Linked DNA regions of Homo sapiens: region 2 is linked to region 1. A link is a loop called in an ENCODE intact Hi-C map of the cell type or tissue named here. Cell type or tissue: PC-3. All regions are shown on one strand. Each heading gives the region's core, and the rest is flanking DNA. Links, peaks and the distances in the headings are about the cores only. Region 1 has its middle 21 kb from the start of TILRLS. Region 2 overlaps PIK3R1 (phosphoinositide-3-kinase regulatory subunit 1).

What was found. A loop is a pair of places that touch in the nucleus more often than their neighbours do. Peaks named below come from ENCODE experiments on the same cell type or tissue, not always from the same donor. Only the 100,000 strongest peaks of a DNase experiment are listed, where the experiment ranks them.
Region 2: it touches region 1 in a loop (10-fold over the local background); 36 of 110 quality-filtered maps call a loop at or near these places.

The regions. Positions count from the first base shown.
Region 1 is chr5:67,242,464-67,251,202 of GRCh38, reverse strand. No RefSeq gene overlaps it. Among named protein-coding and RNA genes, the nearest start is that of TILRLS, 21 kb to the left of the region's middle. In PC-3, for the core only: a CTCF peak has its summit at 4,968 (motif pointing left); a DNase peak (open chromatin) is centred at 4,952.
Region 2 is chr5:68,267,653-68,275,652 of GRCh38, reverse strand. PIK3R1 (phosphoinositide-3-kinase regulatory subunit 1) reads right to left here. Exons shown (of 16, transcript NM_181523.3): 3 at 2,171-2,263; 4 at 1,640-1,714. Among named protein-coding and RNA genes, the nearest start is that of PIK3R1, 56 kb to the right of the region's middle. RefSeq lists an enhancer at 442-491. In PC-3, for the core only: a CTCF peak has its summit at 3,170 (motif pointing right); no DNase peak of the experiment used is centred there.

The sequences.
Region 1 (8,739 bases), core at 376-8,375:
TCCTTCTCCTGCCTAATTGCCCTGGCCAGAACTTCCAACCCTATGTTGAATAGGAGTGGTGAGAGAGGGCATCCCTGTCTTGTGCCAGTTTTCAAAGGGAATGCTTCCAGTTTTTGCCCATTCAGTATGATACTGGCTGTGAGTTTGTCATAGATAGCTCTTATTATTTTGAAATACGTCCCATCAATACCTAATTTATTGAGAGTTTTTAGCATGAAGGGTTGTTGAATTTTGTCAAAGGCTTTTTCTGCATCTATTGAGATAATCATGTGGTTTTTGTCTTTGGCTCTGTTTATATGCTGGATTACATTTATTGATTTGCATATATTGAACCAGCCTTGCATCCCAGGGATGAAGCCCACTTGATCATGGTGGATAAGCTTTTTGATGTGCTGCTGGATTCGGTTTGCCAGTATTTTATTTTATTATCTGACAAAGGGCTAATATCCAGAATCTACAATGAACTCAAACAAATTTACAAGAAAAAAACAAACAACCCCATCAGAAAGTGGGCAAAGGACATGAACACACACTTCTCAAAAGAAGACATTTATGCAGCCAAAAAACACATGAAAAAATGCTCACCATCACTGGCCATCAGAGAAATGCAAATCAAAACCACAATGAGATACCATCTCACACCAGTTAGAATGGCAATCATTAAAAAGTCAGGAAACAACAGGTGCTGGAGAGGATGTGGAGAAATAGGAACACTTTTACACTGTTGGTGGGACTGTAAACTAGTTCAACCATTGTGGAAGTCAGTGTGGCGATTCCTCAGGGATCTAGAACTAGAAATACCATTTGACCCAGCCATCCCATTACTGGGTATATACCCAAAGGACTATAAATCATGCTGCTATAAAGACACATGTGCACGTATGTTTATTGCGGCATTATTCACAATAGCAAAGACTTGGAACCAACCCAAATGTCCAACAATGATAGACTGGATTAAGAAAATGTGGCACATATACACCATGGAATACTATGCAGCCATAAAAAAGGATGAGTTCATGTCCTTTGTAGGGACATGGATGAAATTGGAAATTATCATTCTCAGTAAACTATCGCAAGAACAAAAAACCAAACACCGCATATTCTCACTCATAGGTGGGAACTGAACAATGAGATCACATGGACACAGGAAGGGGAATATCACACTCTGGGGACTGTTGTGGGGTGGTGGGAGTGGGGAGGGATAGCATCAGGAGATATACCTAATGCTAGATGACGAGTTAGTGGGTGCAGCGCACCAGCATGGCACATGTATACATATGTAACTAACCTGCACAATGTGCACATGTACCCTAACACTTAAAAGTATAATAAAAATAAATAAGAGAAAAAAGAAAAAAAAAGGAGCAACGAAAATTCTGAGTACTCAGAGATGAAATGTTTTGTCAGAGAAAGCTCTGTGCTTCTTACTGTTTGTCTCATGGCCCCCTTCACACTTGAATTCAGTTTGGCTTGCTTCCAGATATGAGGCTGGATTGTAACAGCTGTCTGAGCCCTCATAACATACTTGAAGTCCTTTGGTTAAGCTCGTATCAGCCTTTTATCCTGATCTTTATCTTTTGGTTCCTCGGTATGACATTCTACCATTATTACACGGTGCATGTTATTGTTGCAGACCACTTTATTTCCTTTATGGAATGAGGTTTTGTGTAAATAAATCAGTAATACATGTGCACCTTAGGGGTCGCTCCCTAACAGTTGGCTTTTGGCGTATGTGAGTCTCAAAACCGGAGCCACAATCTCAAGCTCTTAGTGATAAGCTATTAAATACCTAGTTGGCTATTTATAATGTCAACATGGTATTCTAGACTTGGAGCTGAAAATCTCAATTTGATTCCTGACTCTGCATTTGGTGATTTTCCCTAAATGTTTTTCTTCCCCTGCTCTGTTGTTTCTTGATACTGGCAAGGGTGGAAACTCATAAAAAGAAATGCAAAGGGCATATTTCACAGGAGATTACCAAAGATTGCAATAATCTTGGCATCCTTTGCTATTAGGAAGAAAACTGCTTTAAGAAAAAAAGGATATACCATATTGAAACAATTTATTAACTGATTAAATACCAAGATAATGTATGACTCTTCCATCTCATAACAAATCAACTGCTAGCCAACCTTACAATTCTCTTTTATGAGACCTTTTAATACTTTTTAAACTAAGTCTCCTAAGGTTTCTAAAATAGACTGCTTGACCTCGAGCCCAAATCAACAAACTTCTCCCATGTATCCCCCAAGCCCTCAGGGGTAAGGGCCTGACAGCTGGATGTGGGCATGACACAGGAAGTACAGTGTGTACTGCCCAACACACGCCCAGGAATGTCTGCAGCTTGGGAGGATCAAGCATGTACCTGTCTGTGTTTCCTGTGGTCTCTGGGAGCTGGAAGCTAGACCAAAACACACCATTTGTCAACTGTAGCAAACCATTAGCAAAATAGGCAAGTGGTAACAGGGCAAGTGAAACAACAGGCAGGTGGCACTTCTGTGACACCAATGACTGCAAACACAATTACTAGGCTAGAATATGAACAGCACACCTTTTAAGACTCCCTTAGCCCAGGAGTTCAAGATCAGCCTGGGCAACATAGCAAGACCCGGTCTCTACAAAAAATTTAAAAATTAGCCAGGCATGATGGTGTGTGCCTGTAGTCCCATCTATGTGGGAGGCTGAGGTGGGAGGATCACTTGAGTCCAGGGGGTTGGGCTGCAGTGAGCTGTGATTGCTCCAATACACTCCAGCCTCAGCAACAGGCAAGACCCTGTCTCCAAAGAAAAAAAAAAAAAAAAAAGACTCCCCCTCAGAATACATATGAATGAATAAGTGAACAAAGAAACAAATAAATAAATGGCATTCCTAGCCATGTTTCAGAACCATTAGAGGACATAATCAGAAACTTCAACATAAGCCCCAGGTCTTCTGCTTCTGTCAAAACACTTTTTAGTTGCTCTTACTTCTATATATATTAATCAGCCTCCAGCTGATTCAAGATTTATCATCAAAGAATCAGATTCTTTTCATTTTTATCAAATTAGGAATTAAATTTCCTTTGTGACACTTCTCTCTGAGACGTATAATGATTTCTTTTCTTTTCAGATATTGTATCACCTTCAATTCTGATAACCATAGAACACAGGGGATCTTTTATCATTTTTAAAAAATCATAAAGGATCTGAATCTTTTAAGTATAATCTTTTAAGTGACGAATTGTTTCAAATAAATCACTTAAATCCCTGATGTATTATAGGACTTGACATCAAAATTAAGTACTCAAAATATGCAAGCACAGTATTAGAAATGTCGCATGTATTAGAAATAGCCCACCTGCTCTAACATAAGCTAGGGTGGATGGCGAAGCCCACTCCCCCACCACACACACCACTGCCCCCTATACACAATCTTTCCCCCATATAACTTCCCAGGTGGATACAGAAGCGTCTCTGCAAAATTTGGCTAAAAACCGCTATCTAAATACAATTCAATTAGAAACAAGAAATAAAGAGTTCATCAGATACTTCAAAACAATATAAAGTTGTCGGTTTTATATTGCTGTAGGCTCAGATCCTGCCAACATGTTGAATGTCTAGTATATACCAGGCACTCTCCTTGGAGTCACATATTCCCATTAACATATATTCTTCCAGGCAGGGACCAGCTGATTTCTATATAATGCATTGCATTTCCAGCTGGGTCAATGCCTCTGTAGTGTGAATTATGTGGGAGCTATCACAGCTACAACTTTCATGAGCAACTTGTATTTTCTTCCCCAGGTATAGAAAAACCCAGCAGTCTTCCCAGGCTTCCTGCTTTGTGGATGATGGAATATGTTATAGTATGCTGAGATAGAATTGATAAAAATTACATAAGAAAAGTAGAATGAATATATATATGTATGTCTCTTTCCACTTTCTTTCAAAGCTATCCACAGTATTTTATCTAAATACAAACTGCAAAACAACGTAGGCCTTTTCCCTTTCATTTTATTGCATTTTTTCTCCCTGGAATAATTTCTGAGCTTAACTCCTGATTCTGTCATATAGTGTGGCTTTGTGACAACTGACAACTTATTTAACTTCCTGGAGCCTCGCCTTAAGAATGGAGTTATCAGCATCATCTGATTCAGAGAGTTGCTCTGGGGCTGAAATAAGGGAGAATCAATGTAAAATTCAGGGCGTTAATGCTTTTTTGTGTTAGATCACTTTCTACTCCTGGCCTTTCTTCAAGTGTAAGATTATCTGGACCATTATATCAACACCCTATCTTTGATGTACAAACATGTGAATTATCAGCTTTTCATCTCTCTGTCAGTAAATGGATACCCTATGCACATACAGAATGCACAAACATGAAAATGTCTACTTTAAATAACAATGGTACCAGCAGCACGGAGTCACATAATAGACAACATGTTTTAAAGTAAAGAATCCTCTTCCACGGAGTATTAATTTACCAGCTTTCTACATGCCAAGTTCCCAAAGCAGTCAAGAACATCTCAGACCTGCAGGCTTCATGTTTCCCCTAATGGGGTACTAATTGTTTTCACATAAATGCCCCCACTGTGCAAGCTCTCTATGTAGAATGAAAGTGGGTTGTGGAATGGTAAAAGTAAACCATCTTTCTGATGTCTACAATGTCATGCTTCAGAAGATTCTAGAAAAGGTCTAGCTGGAATTAAATATATTTATATTCAAAAGCTTTAGTATTTAACTTACAAGAATATCAATTGTGAGCCACCTTTCTAAAAAGTATCACCACTTCCCATAATATTTACTTCTTCCTAAAACAATTATGTTCTAAACACACACACACATACACACACACACGCACACTCTGTCTCTCTTTGATAAAAAGTATTTTCTCTGTGAAGGACTCTAATTTTGCATTTTCCTTATTTGCAACCCTGTTTAGGATTTTAAAATGAGGTGTTTTAATAGCGCCACCTGGTGGTAATGATCTACTTCAAGTACCCAACATAACTTCTCTTTCCTCACCTTTTCTCCTGTTTTGTGAGCTGTTTCTTTCATTTGTATTCATGAATCATTCCTTTGCATTAGTGTTGCTGAAGAAAGTAATGATTTTATCAAAACAAAGTAGGCTATTACAAAAAAACTAACAGAAGTGTTAATGTGAGCAGAACAGTAGAACCTGCACACTTAAGGGTATGCCACTCATCAGGGGAAAGAAATGTAACTAAAAATCAACAAAAGGCTGTGAAGAAACAAAAAGGGGAGAGGCAGTAACTCCAAAATGGGCTTTAGACAGAAAACTCACCTGATGTAGGGCATGTTGGCCAACATTTTCCTTTTATATATCTGCCACATTTTCTGCCTTGTGGCCAGTCTGAAAAAACTAAGCAGCCCAGTACAGCAGGCAAATGCTTCTCAGTCACAAACAATGGAATATTGAAGCCATTGATATTCCTCTCACAGCGGCAGGAACCATAGCAGGTGCTAAAGGAATTGGTTGTTTATGAAGAAATAATCAAATATTCCCTCCCTCCTTCCTTCCTTCCTTCCTTCCTTCCTTCCTTCCTTCCTTCCTCATTTCTGCCGCTTCTCACACAGCTACCAGCATCCCTCTCCCCAGGCATCAGAGTGCTACTTGGGGAAAATAATAATAATGTAGGATTTTTTTTCCCTAAATCACTTCAACTCCAAGGACCCATTAGCAACTTATGCCCCTTTACAGATCTCGCCAGTTGATCATCAAGAAAGGCAACTTTAGAGATGATGCAATCAGGGCAAAAAAAAAAAAAAAAGAACAAGTAACTGCAGATATCTTTTTAATTTTTTTTTTTTGTATGTACCTTTTTGAGAATTAGGTCATTAAATTCATTGAAAATTCCATTCTTCATCCAGCCTTTGAAAGTTCTCATCTTGTTCAACTTTGAAACAGATCATAAGGTGGATTCACATGGTGAAAAATGGGAGGGACAGAATGAAGACTTGACAACAATGAAGAGATAATGTCTACCTGGAGGCTAACCAATGGCACCCAGGCTGCTGAAAGAAATTCCTTCAGCAGGGGCCCAGGGAAGAAGCCTAATTTAAAGGTCAGAATCAGACACACAGACACACACGTACACACACACATGTACACACATTAATCTACACAATCACCAGAGCAATCATCTAGCCCATTTGCATCAGCATAAGGTTTCACCTAAACTCTCTGCACTGACCTTTTATGGAAGATGTTTGCTTTCTAGGGCCTGAGACCTGGGACCAGCTCCCAGAGACGAGGGTACAGGGGAAAGGACCTGAAAGTCAAGTTTTATGGAAGATGAAATGGAGAGAAAAAAAATATTTGTTTATTGGTGATTTTAGTTAACGGGAACAATAGCTTTGCATTGACAGACAATAAGTGAGGGGAAAATAGTGGTGGGGTGGCGGTGTGAGGAAGCCGACATGGATAGAGCAGCCAAAGGAAGCTCTGAATAGGCTCTGGAAAAAACTACAACCCAACAAACTATTCCATGACTGTAAGGCGCTGGAAGCCTGCCAAAGTCAGACATACATTCTCACTGACCTTTTTAGACCTGATTGACTCCCAATCAGACTATGAAGACTGTGACCGAGGAGTGAATTCCTGTTCCTTCCTGGTGATCCTGCATTACTTTCCAGTAAGTTCTCTCATGGTCCAATTGTTCTTTTATCTGCACAGGAAGGGAATGTGTGATTCCTTTTGGAAACTGGAGTACTGTGGGAGCCAGGCCCACTCTCCTGGCTGCTGGAGATCTGAGCATACCCAGGTCTGGAAAGAAGCCAAGTCATGGGGACTGTGATGCAACAGCTCACCTTACCACCAGGCTAGATGGTAGCTTTGACTTTCTAAGACCCAATAGCCTGTTAGTGACCATCAAACAGAAATTGTCATAACTTCAATGGTATAAAACTGGGTTCAGGAAACTACAGATTGTGGGCCAAGTCAGACCTATACCTATGTTTGTAAATAAACCTTTATTGGAACACAGCCACACTCGTTTATTTAAGTATCCTCTACCACTGCTTTCGCACAACAAGGGCAGAGTTGAGCAACTGCAACAGAGACCATTGGCCTACAAAGCCAAAATAATTTACTATCTTGCCCTTTACAGAAAAAGGTTGCTGACCTCTGGTTTAAAAGCAGGATCATTAAGAGAAGGCTGTGTGATATGCCAGAAGGACCATGAGAAGGGGCCTCCAAAGGCCTGGTTCTAGTGCCGCTGTCTGTTAGAAACGATCTAGATCTGTAACACTGAGTGAACTTGAATGTCTCTTCTAGCTGCAAAAGATACACAAATTCTGTAGTTTAAGCGATTGGTAATGCACAGGGTTTCAGATATCCATTTCACTGTCCAATACTCTCCATTCCCAAAAGAAATGTCATTTTTCTATTTGTAATCCAAAGATGGTGGTATATAAAATAATTACACTGGAATCCATACTTTGTGCTTACACAGAAAGAAACATACACACATGCAGGCACAGACACATGCACACACACTCACACAAATGCAAACATACACACACACACTGGAGCAAGCCTTCCAGCTCACTGCTCTGAGCGTAGGGTTTCATGCTCAAGATCCTTGCACTGACCTACAGGAAAGACAAGTGTCTTCTAGGGACTCACCACTTGATTGAAGAAAGCTGCTGTGTCTAGGGCCTCAACATCTGCAAAGCTGTAATCAAAACATTACTATTCAGTTACCATCTAAGACACAGCTGTAGAATTATGGAGAAATGTTTTATCAAAACTAAGCAATTGTCTGAGTCTGTCTCCTGACTGAAGAAAGAAGAATGCCTAATTCACAAAACACTTCATACTTTATAGCACATTTACATACAATATAATGGATGCCACCCTATTTACTTGTTTTCTATACCATCTTTATTTAGTGTTTATTTTATGAGCCTTGCAAATAGTTTCCAAACATCTCTAAATCTAAGAAAAAGTTAACTGAGTAAAGCTGATTTTTTTTTTTTTTTTTTTTTGAGACGCAGTCTCACTCTGTCGCCCAGGCTGGAGTGCAGTGGCGCAATCTCGGCTCACTGTAAGCTCCACCTCCCGGGTTCACGCCATTCTCCTGCCTCAGCCTCCCAAGTAGCTGGGACTACAGGCGACTGCCACCACACCTGGCTAATTTTGTGTGTGTGTGTGTATTTTTAGTAGAGACGGGGTTTCACCATGTTAGCCAGGATGGTCTCGATCTCCTGACCTCGTGCTCCGTCCGCCTCGGCCTCCCAAAGTGCTGGGATTACAGGCGTGACCCACCGCGCTGGCCGAGTAAAGCTGATTTTAAATAAGCTGTCTTAGTCTGGGTTCTCTCCAAAAGCTGGGCCTGAGACAAGAGTTTACTTTGGGAAATGATTCCAAAGAACAGGAGGAAAGAACAAGGCAGACTGAAACAGGGGGAGGGAAAGCCAATCCAGAGGTCTTTTACTGAGCTGATCACTGGTATAGGCAAGTGAGGCGCCCCCCTCTTGGGATGCTTTGGGTTGCCTTGCCGAATGAGTCCCTCGTATGTCTTTCTAAGGGATGCCAAGGGAAGTACTATCGTCAGCTCCCATCATTGCCCCCATGGGGTTTTCATTCATTCCCACTTGTGGTGTGTGCATAGGGCAGAATGGCTAACCCGGTTTCTGCAAAGTCAACAACAGCCTCAGAGAAGCCCCAGGTCAGAAAGCGAGAGTTTGGTGGTGCAGCTGAAGGGAGAGGCTGATAGGTTACAATCACACAGTTATC
Region 2 (8,000 bases), core at 1-8,000, 1.0 Mb before region 1:
AAATGAAACCAGTTTTCTATGTGTTTTGATCTCACTGGGGAAGGAAACCTGTTGGTCAAAATGTACCATTGACGTGAATCTTGGTTGTTGACTCTATCTCACGAGTGGTGTGAAGAGTTTTTTTTTTTTTTTAAATAACTAAACTGCATCATTTTGTGTTGATCACATTATAAACCTAACCACTATTTCTCAAATAACTTCCACTTCATCGGGCTCTGATGTCTAAACTCTTCCTGTGACTAAACGTGTTCATAATTTGACCAATTTTCTGACCCAAACATGTGTCTTCATTTCAATTGGCTAAGGACAAAATTCAGCGTTTCCTTAAAGCCCTGATAAAGCTGTCAGAAACACCGAAAAACAAGCCTTTTCACCTTGAGTGTTCTGCATGTTAACTTCTAATGACCTGCTCTGTGGGAAGTGCAGGAGGCAGAGCAGCAAAGAGGATATGCTCTGTTCGCATGCAACTGATTTCCATGTACAAAGGAAAAATGGAGTTAAACATTTTTTTAACTTTTGAAACATCTGGTCAGAACATTTCAAGTGTAAGAATTTACTGATACTGATAAAGGTCTAGTCTCCTCCTTTTCTCCAAAAAAACCTCTTTTCTAAAAGTCTCAGAAGTTGCCTCATTTTGAAACTGCCTCATGCTTCAAATTCTCATTTACTGTCATGTGGGCATTCTTTGTACAATTATACCTCTGACGGAGTCCAAAACTGAGTTTCACTCTTTTTGGCTTAAACACCTAATTTCAGTTAAAATGATGTGAGGCAGTATATAATTTTTTTAAGCGTTATGAGGGAATGAAGGATCTTGAAAGATTTATAAGAAGATGACTTGCTGGAATGCTGGCAAGTAAATTGATTTGTAGTTTTTCATCTATGCCAAAGGAGGGAGTGGGTGTTTGGGGTACTAAAGCCCTCTTGGCTAAATTAATTAGTGTTATTTAACAAACTGTCCTCAATTCTTCCCAATTCCACATCCAGTGACATCATGTTGGTTAGCTTGAAATAAGCCCCGGTGGGAATATTCATGCCACAAAAATGGGCAGATGCTACAAACCAGGGCCTTTTTCTTCCTAGAGAGTTGGTTTATCAGCACACCACTGAACATAACAATATCGTGATGTTACTTAATGCACTCAACACAAAAAAAGAAAGAAGGCAAGCCAGAAAGAAAGGGAAACGGAAAAGGAAAATGGAAGGGAAAGGTAATAAAAGAAAAAGGATGTCAGAAGAGACATTTCTTAAGTGACATAGGCTTAAAAATATTTTTTAATTGATTCAGATGAATTAGATGTAGCCAAATTCAGGGTCAAGGAAAGATGGTAGATACACAGAGCGAGAGAAACACCAAGAGGTGGTTTCTCTCCTCTGCAGGACCCAGGGCCTGATGGCTATGATGATGACCAACATGCCTGCAGGGAGGCGTGCACACACTTGCAGCCCAACTCAGGAGAAAAATTTCAAAGGTTTGCACTGTTACCATAACAGGGCAGGGAGAACTGTACATGATTTGAGTTCCCTTTAAATTTAGAACACTGCATAGATTAAATTCAATTTTGTGTGTGTGCATTACCTGAAACAGAAAGCCAAGACCTGTCTTTCCCATTTGCATTTCTAGCTCTGTGACACTCACCACAATCAAGAAGCTGTCGTAATTCTGCCAGGTTGCTGGAGCTCTGTGTTCTGTATAGAGTTGAACATTCCAGACCTAGGACACAAAACAGACCACAGACCATGTATGCAAAACACAGCTCTCTGGAGAACCTGTGAGGCTGCTGCCAGAGACATTCCAGTTTCCATCCAGTATCTGTTCTAGATGTGTACCAAATATTCTTGGAAGTCAACTCCTACTATTAATCTTACCTGGCATGTTGATAATTTTGGCAAAACCATCTGGCCTCTAAGAAGAAAGTTAATCATATTTATTAAATTATGAAGAATTTAATAGTTTCCATATGGAAACTACATGATAATCTAGAGTTAGAAATTATAGACTGAGACATTTTTCCCAGTACTTAGCCCCAAACAGTTTGAGTGTCCAGCAGAGTATCTGGACATAGCTGGTAGTAGGAAATTTACTTAATGAATGCACAAGAGACAAATAATAAGAGCCATGAAATAAGGGTAGAACAAAGGAACTGATGCCCTCTAGCAGTCTGGTTACCTTTCTTTTCAATGGCTTCCACGAGCTTGATAAGAAGAGGCGGGGCAATGTCAGGAGGGGCAAACTGCTCTGCAAGATCCGGGAGAGTCAAAGCTGCAAACAACAAAATCCCACCATTGTATTTAATTTGGATAGTTGAATGCATTAGACCACAATGAAGGACGTACAAAATAATTTAATTACATCAGGCCCGAGCAAGAAGAACCCCTGCTCTGGGCTTTTGCACTTTCCAGGCCAAAGTGATATGCCCACTGCTTCTCACCTAGGGTCTACTCAGAGTAATGCTCCAGGATTTCCTGCTAAATGGCCTCTTATGGCCTTTCCCCCAGGTCCACCCTCCCCAGGACAAACCCCCCTGTCTAGGTACACCCCTGGGCCCCAAAGGTGGGGGGAGTGGCAGGATGGATGGGAGTTTGGATGTGCAGGGAGAAGCCAGGGATGAACCAGGATCCAGCTCTCCCCATAATACCACACTCTAGGGCAGAACTCTCAGGAGCCCAAGAACCTGAATTCAGATCTCTCCTCCTGGTCATTAGGAAGAAATAACTGCCTAGAAAGGATGGGACAGATTTTATTGAACAGTTGACATGATTTATAACAAAAATACTTAGGCACAGGGTACTTGGGCCTCTTTTTGCATTCTTGCCCCAAGCCTCACAAATGCCAGGTATGGGCTGAGTCTCAGATCCAGAAGCCAATATGAATGATCACTGCCCACTTGATATCAAAATAAATTTCTGTATAACTTTGTCAAAGCCTTTGTTTATGTATTTTTTGGTCAATTAGTAGTTTTTAAAATGTGGTGTTTTCGTAAACTTTTTGCATGCGTTTTAACCATTTACAATGATACCAAAAAATCTAACTGGATGACACTCATAAATAACATTCTTCAACATTACATTGATAACCTTATTCTCAGTCCAAAAAAAATAAATAAGACCATTGTAAGCAAAAAAATTCTCAAATTATGCCAGAAGAGGGAGCTAAATATATTCATCTTAAATTTGTGAAACTGCAAAATAAAGGTAAATTAAAGTCATTATGAAAATATAAGTACAACCTGTTTATTAGCCTCATTGCTTGCAGTCTTTTCTAGGAATAATTTATATAATCTGAGAAAGACTAAATATTTGCAATTTTGTTTCTGTGAGATTTTACCAGTATAGCTCTTTATTAGAAGCCATATACTATGGTAAACAAATTTCCTTTTTCTTTTTTTTTTTTTTTTTTGAGACAGGGTCTCGCTCTGTCACCCAGGCTGGAGTGTAGTGGCGTGATCATGGCTCGCTGCAGCCTCAACTTCCTGAGTTCATGTGATCCTCCCCCCCCAGCCTCCTGAGTAGCTGCGACTACAGTGCACAGCATCACTCCCAGCTAATTTTTTGTATATTTTTAGTAGAGACGGGGTTTTGCCATATTGCCCAGGCTGGTCTCGAACTCATGGACTCAAGCAATCCACCCACCTCAATCTCTCAAAATGCTGGGATTACAGGTGTGAGCCACTGCACCTGGCCAACAAATTTTTAATTAAGCCTGTATTTCAAGTACTAAAAGTCAACATAGAACAAATTCACGTTATGAAAGTAATGTTATTAAATTTTGATCTCAGAGAAGTATGATTAAGTCATTTTGCAAAAACATTCTTTCAGATTTCAGTATGCAATGTGCAGTACATAGATGGATGCATGATCTTTCCACCTAATTCTATTAGCCATTGCAACTACCCAGGATAAAAAGAGAAGAGCTATATTATGAGGGAAAATCCTACAGTAGCACTATTAGAGCTTTCTGTGATGATGGAAATGTTCTACAGCTGTGCTCTCTGATAAAGCAATGACTAGCCACAGCGGTTATTGAGTAAAATGCAGCCATTCCCAGTGAAGAACTGAATTTTTTATTTTAACTGATTTAAATGGAAACAACCATAGGTGGCTAGTGCCCATAAAATTAGAGAGTATAGTCTTACTTGCCTGCACAAGGGCAAATTTTGTCAATGGCAGATGAAAGATTCCCGAGTCAGCTTTGTGTTAGAGATCCCACTCTAAAGCTATCCCTGAAGACAAGGCATCTTAACATAGAGCTAATCAATATTTGAACTCAAAGCCCTGCAATGTTTACCACTCGATTTCCTGAGTGACTTTGTCCTACTGCAACATCACTGTAACACATCTTAGGTTTCATAGAAGCACAAACGACTGGCCATTAACTTTCCAGTCACTGTGCAGAGGGCTGGGTGGGAACTTCACCTCTCTCTGGTCTCTCCCACACTTGCCAGAGCTAAGCACCACCTGGAGGACGTGCTAGAAATACTGATTCCCAGGTACCACCCTAAATCTTCAGAATCGGAACATCCAGGAATGGGCTAGTAACCTGTTTGGGGTTAGAAATAAGCTTTAGGACATACTCTTTTGATAAGAAAATTCATGTGGGTGATCCTATGAAAAAATCCAGCAATGACATCTCTCAAATCCCTGTATGTTAAAATGTAAATATATCTGAAAAGCACTTCAAATACAAATGTCTTAAAGGTTTCACAGTCCAATTAAAAGCATTATAAAATTTTAAAAGAAATATTATAAAATGAAAGAGCACACCATTTCATTTCCTCTGATAAATTATAAACCACTTCCCTTTGCCTTAATATCAACTCACAAAAGTATCCTCTCTCACAAACACCTTCTACACTGAATACAATGAAATATCATCCTGTCAGCATATATAATAGAAGGGAAATATAAAGGTAGAGAAATGATGTAGAAAAGTGTTATTTATTAAGATCCATTATTGTGTCACTCCTTAGGCCCCTCAAACTAACAAGACTTAGCACACCCCAAATCTCAAAAAGCTAAAGATTAAATAGTAAATACATATCCATGCAACTCTCATGCAACCAACATGCCAATTCCTCTTCCCCTTTTCTCATAAATTACACAGGCATTTTTTTAATTAAAAAAAACTTTAATGTTGGCTCTGAAAATGGAATTACTTAATAAAGGTTTGTCTCATTCCAGAGTCTTATCAACACAATCATTTCTGCAGGCAAATATGAAAGTCAAATTAAATGATAATTAAAGATTTCATCTAATTGTGATTGAAATATGCACCCAAAAGTTGTTATATTGCTGGGCTGGCAAATGCTCCATACAAAAGGATTTCCAGCTCTTTCTTCATTAAGCTTGAAAAAATTTTTTAAAAAAGCAAAACTTCCTTGCTTTCCTTTGTCTTTTCAATGTTTTTTCGGCAAAAAGTGTTAGTTTACCTGCAGTATCCTGAGCTACAAAACATTATATGTTTTACACATTACTCATTCAGGTGTTGGACCAAGTTTCTGAAAAGCACTGTGCTACACCAAGTCAGGATCTGTGAGAACACTGGAACTTTTCTCAAAAGGCACACCAGATTGCTTTAAAAAGAAAAAAAAATACACATGGGTACTAGGAAGTGTAAGTACTCTTTTTGTAATGTATTGAGTGACTCCCCACTGAATTTGTAATATTGAAAAAAGCTTTATCGCTCAAATGTATGAATCATCATAGCTGATCAGGATTTTGCAACTGGAGTTTAAAATGGTAAATTTTACAGGGATTTTTTTTTTTTTAAATAGCAATTCAAAGATTTTCTATTCCTTAGTACAAAATGTCTGCGAGTCAATCCATTTCCTCTTTAAAATATTTAGACATGGTGAATGTGAAAGTTCTACCCAAAAAGCTTTAAAGTTTATATCATCTACTTCCAACAATAGGATCAATTAGCATTGAAAGTCTAAAAAGTCTTTTAAAACAAAATATTAATTTTTATGACAATCCTAAAATCAACTATGCCTTTAATTTTACTAAATACACAAGGTCAAGAATTACTTTTCCATTAGATTCCACTTTAAGAAATTCCAACAGGAAATGACAATTGCTAGGAATTACCAAATTTGGCAAGGTGTTCTTTGAAAAGTCCACAATAAAGCACCATGTTACAAAGTTTGATAAACCAAAAAATAATAGTACTAAAAACAAAAAGATGCAAATATTATCAATTATATAGGGTGGGGTATGGAGCAAACACAAATTAACAGAGCACCATCCTCCAACAGTTTACATTTAAATTCTCATTACAGTTCAGCTTTTGATTTTTATACCTGAATAAGTAATGGGTTTTGGTTGTGAAGCTTGCTGTAGCACAGTGTATAAGTGTGGAGAACCAACTCCACTCTTAAGAATCTGGGCAAATTTGTTGATTCCTTTACTACAACCCAATCCCAGTTTTTCACTAGCTAAATCATTTTTCATTGAAAGAAATCAGTATTGCTTAGGAAGAAAAGGATAAAGATCAGCAGAAAGGTTTAAAAGTAGTGAATCCAAGACACGCATTATTTCAAAAGAAAGGAGGATTCAGCCTTCAATGTTGACCAGAACACCAATGAACTAGGTGTCCCAGGTTGTAGGAAGAATATTTGATGACACATCCGATGCTGCATTTTCCACTCGTTCTAGTTTTCCCCCTTTGCCCTGGTGACAGCCAATCACATGGAATAGAAAAAGAGCCTTCTCTCCAAACTTCAGCCCTTCCCAAACCACTAACATGGACAGGCCTCGACAGTCCTTGGGCACCAGCGGTGTGTGGGAGACAGTGGCATTCTTTGCATTAAGTGATGCCAACACCGTTATGAAGTGCAAAATGAAACCACCACACAGTTGCACCTTCTGGAGGCATTCACCATAAAAAAAGATATTTTGAAGTTAGTGCCTGGCAGGGCCCACTGGAAAGTTTAAGCTGAAACACTGGGACTCCAGAGGCTGCCCAAGCCAAATATTTCATTACTGATGGAAGCAGTTTGGAAGTGTGTGAAAAACTGCCACTTACCTCTAAAAATGTAATACAAAGAAAAGAAAGTGTATATGCAAAGTGTGGATCAGTATTATATCAAGATGTTTGTCTGCTAACTGCTGCTGAGTCAAAGCTGTTTCTGTCTGAATCTCTCTCAGGACTTCAAGTGAAAAATGTATATTCTGGTGGGCAAATCTAATCCCAATTCTTTTCTTAAATAAACCTTTAAAGCATATTCATACTTTATGCTTGTAATGATTAACACCCTGAACTTTAAACTTATTAAGCTTTACGGGTGACACTACAACAAATGATGGCCTGTGCTCTTTGACTAAGCAAAAACAAAGCAAAAAAAACAACGATGACTTCCTTAATTTTGGGACACATCTGTTTAATCAGTAGTAAAAAAGTGATTAGAAGCAGAGCTTTAAAGCCAAAGAGGCTTAGGTTTTAATCCTTGCTTTGCCACTTACTGAATTCAGTAGTCTTGGGCAAGTTAGTTAACTTGAATCCCATTTATTCATCTGTAAAATGGGAGTAATTATGTGCAGTAATAAGGATTAAATAATATATATATATAAACATGACAGGCATCGTGCCCAGTATGTAGAAAGCACAAACTAATAGGTAGTTATTATTGTTAGAATTAGTCATGTAATCTTTATTATTGTTTAGATTATGGAAATACCCGATTGCAATTGCAGGTTTTAAGACCAGAAATTATCATACTTAGACTGTTCTCAATACTTTTCTAAGGAAGCAAGCTGGAAGCACATTTGCATTTTGCCTTGTATATATTTGCATTTTGCCTTTGTATATATAAACAATACTCAAAATCTTCAGAAGTCAAAACCAAAATATTTTCAATTTATCATACTTTCCCCAAAAGGACCACAATACTAATATATTTGAGATATTAGACTTCAGTTTTCTGAATGTGAAGACAAAATGAAGTTGGAATGACTGTGTGCTAAATTATATTGAGTGTGGCCGAAACAAGAGCTTTTTTTTT